2 separate regions of the Homo sapiens genome follow, and region 2 is linked to region 1. The links are chromatin contacts, found by Hi-C or POLR2A ChIA-PET in ENCODE. All regions are on one chromosome and are shown on one strand. Each heading gives the region's core, a stretch centred on a gene start or an enhancer-like site at or near the end of the contact. The rest is flanking DNA. Distances are from core to core; before and after follow the strand shown. Region 1 holds the start of PRR14L (proline rich 14 like). Region 2 overlaps DRG1 (developmentally regulated GTP binding protein 1).

Region 1 (4,111 bases), core at 1,014-3,513:
CTCTCAATCTCATCAGAATACATTTTATAACACTAAAAACCTGACAAAGTGGCAACTTTTAGTCATTCAAACACTCCCCAAAACAAAAGTTCTGGAGGTACAAAATTTACAGCAACAAGCAAAAAAAAAACAGAACATAAAACCGTGTGCCTCAATAATCCCGAATCTGAAAGTCTCCCCTCCCTTTAATTCCAATGCATAGGGGCTGTTAATAACACTAGGCGCTGCCATGCTTGCTTCAGGAACAATACTCACAATAATGACCAGGCCCTCAGAAGCTCACAACACTCTTTTCACCTTGAGAAAGGGGCTTTCTTTTCCAAAGATTCAGACATTGTAGCCATTCCCTCCAAGAGGGAATTTGGAGAATGGGCCTCTTCTTGAGAAACAAAGAAAGAAGAGTTTTTTAATAAAATCCCAAGACAAACCAAAAGTGAGGCAGGGAAGTTCATACACTAAACAGGGCAAGCGCTTCAACATGGAGCGTGCAGAAAATCTCTAAAGCATCAAGGACTATTTCCCATTTCCTCCCTTTAATAACATCCAGAAAAAGGATCCCTGTCTCCACGTAAGGAGTGAAACTGGAAAATGCTCCTGATTTCTACTGACAGAGGCTTCCTGTATAAAAGATTTTCCTCTGTTTTATAAAGGAAAAGGAGAAAAGAAACAATCTGTGTCATTTTCCATATACAAGAGGGAAGAGATCTCTCCTCAAAGGTATAGAGTCTTCATTTTCTTGGGAGAGCAAAAGACAGGAAGAATATGGAATCGCCCACTTGGGGGGGTGGGAAGGATGTGCAGATGGAAGATTTTTTGTCACTACAGTAAGTCAGGGAAGTGGGAGAGGGCATCTCTAACCAGTCAGGAAGAAGTGATACCTTCTGTGGACAAAGGAAGTGCTGGCGTCTGGCATCAGGTCTCACTTTCTCTTAAGAGCACAGACCTGTTTCCAAAAGCTAAGTCTTTTTTTTACTGATTATTTTCAGTGAGGCCCTCTTTGTTAATTTGGGAAAGTATTGAACAGCAGGATCTAAGGGGACTGGAAGTGTCTCTTTCTCTAACCCCTAAGTGGGAGGGAGTCTTCCACTCCAGTGAGAAAGGATGGTTGAACACTTGTGATGGAGGCTGCGAGGGGCATGCATGGAAAAATATGCTTCTCTGTGCAAGATATTAGTTTTCTTTTTTAACAGATTAAGTAATAGTAATAGCAACAGCTTACCAAAAGCTTACTATATAACTAGTATTTACACAAATGCTCCCTTAGCCCGCATGACAATTCTAAGAAAACAGAACCCAAATTGGAGATGGACTGAGATTCAGACAAGTTAAACAAATAGTCAAGGTCACAAAGACGTTAAGTGAGAGACCCAGGTTTGCAACGATTACACTCCAAAAGCCATGCTCTTAATAATGCAAGGGAAAGGAGCTCACTGCACACCAAGAGGCTTAAAGGGAAGAAGAGAAGCGAGGGTCTCTCTGTGGACATCACGAGGGGAGAGGGAGAAAGGTTGATTTCTGATACCATAAAGTAAAATTTCAAGGTCTTCCTCTCCGTATCTTGGGGTACAGGCGAAAAATAAAGGAGGAAGGTAAGTCTCTTTCTTACTGGGAAGAAAGATCCCCTCTGTCACTTTCAGGCAAGTTGGGTCTCACTCTTCACCTGGGTGACGCTGACCAAAGTTGGGGGAAAGGTCTCATTTAGGGGTTATCTTTTACTCCTCCTCAGGATAAGTTCAGAATCCCCCTCGAACCCTGGGAGTGGGTCTCCCTCTGCTGACCAACGGATGAGCGCTAAGAAAGAGCGTACGCCTCCGATAAGGGGCGTCGTCCTCTCCGAGGAGATAAGTTGGGGGATCCCTGTTGTATCGAGGTTGAAGAGGAGTCTCTCTCCCGCGTCGGAGCCATGACTCGGAGAAGCCGCTTTTCTCTAGCGACGCGGGGCCTGGTCTCCTCCCTCTCCCTGGGTCGTTCCGCCGCCCACAGGGCAGCCTTGGTTCCTTTCCGCGCCCCGAGAGGGCGGGGGGCCTGGACTCCCCTTTAGCAGCACCACCCGGCGGAGGGTCCCTTTAGGGCGGAGTGGGGCGGGGCGGCTACGCCCGAAGCCTTCCAGTCCCGGCCTCTTACCCTGAGACCTCCTCCGCGGCCCGCGCTTGCCCAGCCAGCTCAGCCCCTGCAGCTGCAGCCCCGTCGTCGCCAGGTCTACCTGAGCCTACGGAGCCGACAGAGGCCGGGGGCGCTCCGGCCGCCGCCACCTCTTCGTCTCTATGGTCCCCCTGCACTTCCTCATCCGGGGCCCGAGCCAGCCATGCGGACTCGCCCAAATCCCGCCCCCGCACCGCGCGCGCGCACTCCAAGGGAAGGCTCTTCCTGATTCTGACCTCCCGCCCTCTGCTAGCCCCAGCCTCCCTCAACCCCGCCCCTGCGGCTCAAACTCTTAAAGGGAAACACAACTTTTGGTTCTGCTCCTGCTGAGCCACAGGACCCAGTGCCGGCCTTCGCTGCTGTCACCCTGTTCCAGTCCACCGTTTTTCTAGTCTGGACGGCTACAATTCTAAGGGCCTGCCTGCTTCCACTCTGGCAGCCCGAGAGATCTTATTCTACTGGAAAGAGTGTTTTGGGTCATGACACTCCTCTGCTTCTTCTAATCACACTGACCACTAAATAAATGGCACCTCTGCCTCCAGTTGGTTACAGAACCTTGTTTTATTTTCTTCATAGCTTTAACACTAGCTGAAATTTCTATGTCTCATCTCTTTATTGACTTGTTTATCATTTATCTTCCTCCACCTTGTCTGTTTTGTTCATCACTTAATGCTCAGCACCAAGAGCAGTGTCCGGCACAAAACTAGACGCTCAATGGACATTTGAAGGAAGGAAGAAATGTTTATCCAGTGGAAGAATTGAGGTCCAGATAATGAAATCGACTTGCCCCAAATAATACGGCTTTGTGTTAAAAAATAGAAATCGACCAGGCGCGGTGTCTCACGCCTGTAATCCAGCACTTTGGGAGGCGAAAGCGGGAGAAGCACTTCAGCCCAGAAGTTTGAGACCAGCCTGGGCAACATAGTGAGACATCGTTTCTGCCAAAAAACAAACAGCTGGGTCTGGTGATGTGTGCCTGTAATCCCAGCTACTCTGGAGGCTGAGGCAGGAAGATCACTTGAGGCTGGAAGGTTGAGGCTGCAGTGAGCAGTGATAGTGCCACTGCACTCCAGCCTGGATGACACAGCAAGACTCTTTCTCAAAACAAAACAAAAATTGCTCAGGTGTTGATGCACCTGTGCTCCTAGCTACTGGGGAGCCTGAAGCAGGAGGATCGTTTGAGCCCAGGAGTTTGAAGCTGCATTGAGCTATGATGGTGCCCCCACTGCACTCCAGCCTGGGCAACAAAACAAGACACTGTCTCAAAAAAAAAAAAAAAAAAAAAAATTGAATGCTTCAAAGTTTCGTTTCTTTCTTTCTTTTTTTTTTTTTTGAGACGGGGCCACGTTCTGACACCAGGCTGGAGTGCAGTGGTAGGATCTCGGCTCACTGCAACCTCTGCCTCCCAGGTTCAAGAGATTCTCCAGCCTCAGCCTCCTGAGTAGCTGGGATTACAGGCGCATGCTACCATGCCCAGCTAATTTTTGTATTTTTAGTAGAGACAGGGTTTCACCATGTTGGCCAGGCTGGTCTTGAACTCCTGACCTCGAGTGATCCGCCTGCCTCGGCCTCCCAAAGTGCTGGGATTACAGGCGTGAGCCACCACTCCTGGCCTTCAGAGTTTCTTTATGAGAGTTGCCAAATTAAAAAGTTAAAATATTTGCCTTTTGGCCGGGCGTGGTGGCTGAAGCCTATAATCCCAGCACTTTGGGAGGCCAAGGCGGGCGGATCACGAGGTCAGGAGATCAAGACCATCCTGGCTAATACGGTGAAACCCCCTCTCTACTAAAAATTATAAACAATTAGCCAGGCGTGGTGGCGGGCACCTGTAGTCCCAGCTACTCGGGAGGCTGAGGCGGGAGAATGGCATGAACCCGGGAGGCAGAGGTTGCAGTGAGCCGAGATCGGGCCACTGCACTCCAGCCTGGGCGACAGAGGGAGACTCCGTCTCAAAAAAAAAAAAAAATTT
Region 2 (4,111 bases), core at 880-3,379, 330 kb before region 1:
CAGGCGGCAGAGGTTGTAGTGAGCGGAAATTGCACCATTGCACTCCACCCTGGTGACAGCAAGATTCTGTCTCAAAAAAAAAAAAAAAAATAGCTGGATGTGGTGGTATGCTTCTGTAGTCCCAGCTGTTCGGGAGGCTGAGGTAGGAGGTTCTCTTGAGCCCAGGAGGTCAATCTGCAGTGAGCCATGATCATGCCACTGCACTGCAGCCTGGGCAGCACACAGACACCCTGTCTCAAAAAAAAAAATAATAATAATAATAAGGCCGGGCATGGTGGCTCACACCTGTAATTCCAGCACTTTGGGAGGCCGAGGCGGGTGGATCACCAGGTCAGGAGATCGAGACCAACCTGGCCAAGGTGGTGAAACCCCGTCTCTGCTAAAAATACAAAAATTAGCTGGGTGTGGTGGTGCGCGCCTGTAGTCCCAAGCTGCTCGGGAGGCTGAGGCAGGAGAATCGCTTAAACCTGGGAGGCAGAGGTTGCAGTGAGCCGAGATTGCACCACTGCACTCCAGCCTGGCGACAGAGCAAGACTCTGTGTCAAAAAATAATAATAATAAAAATAAAATCATGGCTGCTTGGTGGCTCATGCCTGTAATTGCAGCACTCTGGGAGGCTGAGGGGGGTGGATCACTTGAGATCAGGAGTTTGAGACCAGTCTGGCTATCATGGTGAAACCCTGTCTGTACTAAAAATACAAAAAGTAGCTGGGCATGGTGATGCATGCCTGTAGTCCCAGCTACTTGGGAGGCTGAGGCAGGAGAATAGCTTGAACCCAGGAGGCGGAGGTTGCAGTGAGCCGAGATCACGCCATTGCACTCCAGCCTGCATGACAGAGCAAGACTCCATCTCAAAAAAATAAAATAAATAAAATAAAATCAGGCTGGGCATGGTGGTACATGCATGTAATCCCAGCACTTTAGGAGGCTGAGGCGAGCGGATCACCTGAGGTTGAAAGTTTGAGACCAGCCTGACTAACATGGAGAAACCCTGTCTCTATTAAAAATGCAAAATTAGCTAGGAGTGGTGGTCCATGCCTGTAATCCCAGCTACTTGGGAGGCTGAGTCAGGAGAATTGCTTGAACCCAGGAGGCAGAGGTTGTGAGCTGAGGTCGCACCAATGCACTCCAGCCTGGGCAACAAGAGTGAAACTCCATCTCAAAAAAAAAAAAAAAGTCTACCACTGAGGCTGGGCATGGTGGCTCACGCCTGTAATCCCAACACTTTGGGAGGCCGAGGTGGGCAGATCATGAGGTCAGGAGTTCAAGACCAGCCTGAACAACATGGTGAAATGCTGTCTCTACTGCATCTCAAAAAAAGAATGAGGGGTCAGGGTCAGGTGCAATGGCTCATACCTGTAATCCCAGCACTTTGGGAGGCTGAGGCAGGAGGATCACTTGAGGCCAGGAGTTCGAGACCAACCTGGGCAACATTGCAAGACCCTGTCTCTACAAAAATAAAAATTAAAAAAAAGAAAAAAATAGCCATGTGACATGGCACACATGTGTAGTCCCGGATATTCAAGGAGACTGAGGCAGGATGATCAGTTGAGCCCAGGAGGTGGAGGTTATAATGAGCTATGATCATGCGACTGCACTCCAGCCTGAGTGACAAAGCGAGACCCTGTCTCTTCAAAAAAGAGAATTTTAAAAAATGAGGAACTAGAAAGTTGATGGAAGCAGAATATTTTTTTTTTTCTGAGATGGCGCTCTGTTGCCCAGGCTGGCTGGAGTGCAGTGGCATGATCTCGGCTCACTGCAACCTCTGCCTCCCTGGTTCAAGTGATTCTCGTGCCTCAGCCTCCTGAGTAGCTGGGATTACAGGTGTCCACTACCATGGCCAGCTAATTATTTATTTATTTATTTATTTTTGTAGATGGATTCTCGCTCTGTTGCCCAGGCTGGAGTGCAGTGGCGCAATCTCAGCTCACTGCAATCTCTGCCTCCCGGGTTTAAGAGATTCTCCTGCCTCAGCCTCCCAAGTAGCTGGGACTACAGGCATGTGCCACCACATCCGGCTAATTTTTTGAATTTTTAGTAGAGATGGGGTTTTACCATGTTGGCCGGGATGGTCTCAATCAGCTCACCTTGTGATCCTCCTGCCTCAGCGTCCCGAACTGCTGGGATTACAGGCGTGAGCCACTGCGCCGGCCAGTTTTTCTATTTTTAGCAGAGACAGGGTTTCACCATGTTGACCAGGCTGGTCTCAAGCTCCTGACCTCAGGTGATCTTCTCGCTTCAGCCTCCCAAAGTGCTGGGATTATAGGTATGAGCTCCCGTGCCCAGCTGGAAGCAGGATTTTTGACAAATGAATTTTAATATAGAAAAAGGCCAGATACTGTGACTCATGCCTGCAGTCTCGGCAGTTTGGGAGACCAAGGCAGGAGGATTGCTTGAGGCCAGGAGTTAAAGGCTACAGTGAGCTATGATCATGCCACTGCACTCCAGTCTAGGCAATAGAGCGAGACTCTGTCTCTGTCAATATAAATATATATTAATAAAAATAAGATATGCAGGCACAAAAGACTACTTTTTTTTTTTTTTATACAGATTGAATCTTACTTTGTTGCACAGGCTGGTCTCAAACTCCTGGCTCCAAGCAATCCTTCTGCCTCAACCTCCCAAAGTGCTAGGATTACAGGCATGAGCCACTGTGCTAGGCCAAAATAATATATTTTATATGATTCCATTTATATGAAATTCTAAAACGTGCAAACTATGGTGGCAGAAAGCAGATCAGTGGTTGGCTGGCAATAGTGGGGAAGATTGAAAGGAGGCACAAAGGAATGCTGTAGGTGATGGAAATATTCCATGTCTTGATTGGTTTGGTGGTTACACAGGTATATACATTTGTTATTGAACTGTGTGCTTTAACATGGATACAATTAAAAAAAAATTGTACCTCAATAAATTTGGTTAAAAATTTGCTAACCAAGGGTGGGCGCAGTGGCTCATGCCTGTAATCCTAGCACTTTGGGAGGCTGAGGTGGGCGGATTGCCTGAGCTCAGGAGTTCGAGACCAGCCCAGGCAACATGGTGAGGAAACCTCGTCTCTACTAAAATACAATTAGCCAGGCATGGTGGCATGTGCCTGTAGTCCCAGCTACTGGGGTGGCTGAGGGAGGAGAATCGCTTGAACCCGGGAGGCAGAGGTTGCAGTAAGCCAAGATTGTGCCACTGCACTCCAGCCTGGGCAACAGAAAATGTGTCAACTCTTGGGCAAATAGGTGCTGATTTCATGGCATACAAAGCAAATTGACTTCTGGTATAAATCTTCTGTAGCTATAAGAACTTCACGTATGCATGTATGTATTACAGAAAAATCCTTTGACACTTAAATGTAGGGGGAAAAAACACCTCTACTTGAGTATTTGGGTTAGTTAAGGCTTTATTGAACTTTCTTGCGTATGTTTTTTTCTTACTCTTCAGTGGCCCGAACCTGTAACTTGATCTTGATTGTTCTGGATGTCCTGAAACCTTTGGGACATAAGAAGATAATTGAAAATGAGCTGGAAGGCTTTGGCATTCGCTTGAACAGCAAACCCCCCAACATTGGCTTTAAGAAGAAGGACAAGGGAGGCATTAATCTCACAGCCACTGTAAGTGGGGAATATGACATGGGGCAGGCTGCTGCAGGAATTGGAATGGGGAGTGGATTGGGGTGCATGGACCCTGACATTGGAAAATTTCCTGGCTTTTCCCTGCACTAATTGAGATAACACAATGACTTTATAATGACTGACAAGAAAAACTTCAAGATTAGGATAGGAGCCAGTCTCAGACTTACCTTTGCTACTTATTTCCTCTTTTGGATTATCTATTGGGAATGATATGGGCGTGTGGACCAATATTATGCTTGCATAAAGTAGATGGCCGCCAATATCTTCTGTTTTCATTCATTTAACACAAATTTATAGAGTGCCTACCACGGGCCAAGCATTATTTTAGGCTCTGGGCAGGAATGGAAGAGGGAATAGTGAAACCCCCTGCTTTTATATTCTAATTGGATAGAATAGAAAACAATGTTAATGAGTAAAATATAATGTATTCGTCAATGATAAATATAAGAACACAAAGTAGGGAAAGGAGATAAGAGTGTTGGTGTGAGGGT

Evidence for each region. A loop is a pair of places that touch in the nucleus more often than their neighbours do. ChIA-PET counts read pairs that join two places held with the same protein, here RNA polymerase II (POLR2A).
Region 2: POLR2A ChIA-PET joins it to region 1 with 19 read pairs in activated CD8-positive, alpha-beta memory T cell. The contact joins the enhancer-like site here to the promoter of PRR14L in region 1. A Hi-C loop is called at or near these places in 1 of 37 single-sample maps with no recorded cell type. POLR2A ChIA-PET finds 5 or more read pairs at or near these places in 3 of 52 experiments (MCF 10A, WTC11 and activated CD8-positive, alpha-beta memory T cell).

What each region holds. Positions count from the first base shown.
Region 1 is chr22:31,747,869-31,751,979 of GRCh38, forward strand. PRR14L (proline rich 14 like) reads right to left here and starts at 2,264. Exons shown (of 9, transcript NM_173566.3): 1 at 2,125-2,264. RefSeq lists enhancers at 1,274-1,906, 2,146-2,705, 2,195-2,489.
Region 2 is chr22:31,416,827-31,420,937 of GRCh38, forward strand. It overlaps DRG1 (developmentally regulated GTP binding protein 1), which reads left to right. Exons shown (of 9, transcript NM_004147.4): 5 at 3,430-3,599. Among named protein-coding and RNA genes, the nearest start is that of DRG1, 19 kb to the left of the region's middle. Within about 2 kb of position 2,130, at least 2 of the 41 ENCODE cell types and tissues checked have a DNase peak (open chromatin) inside an H3K27ac peak, as active enhancers do.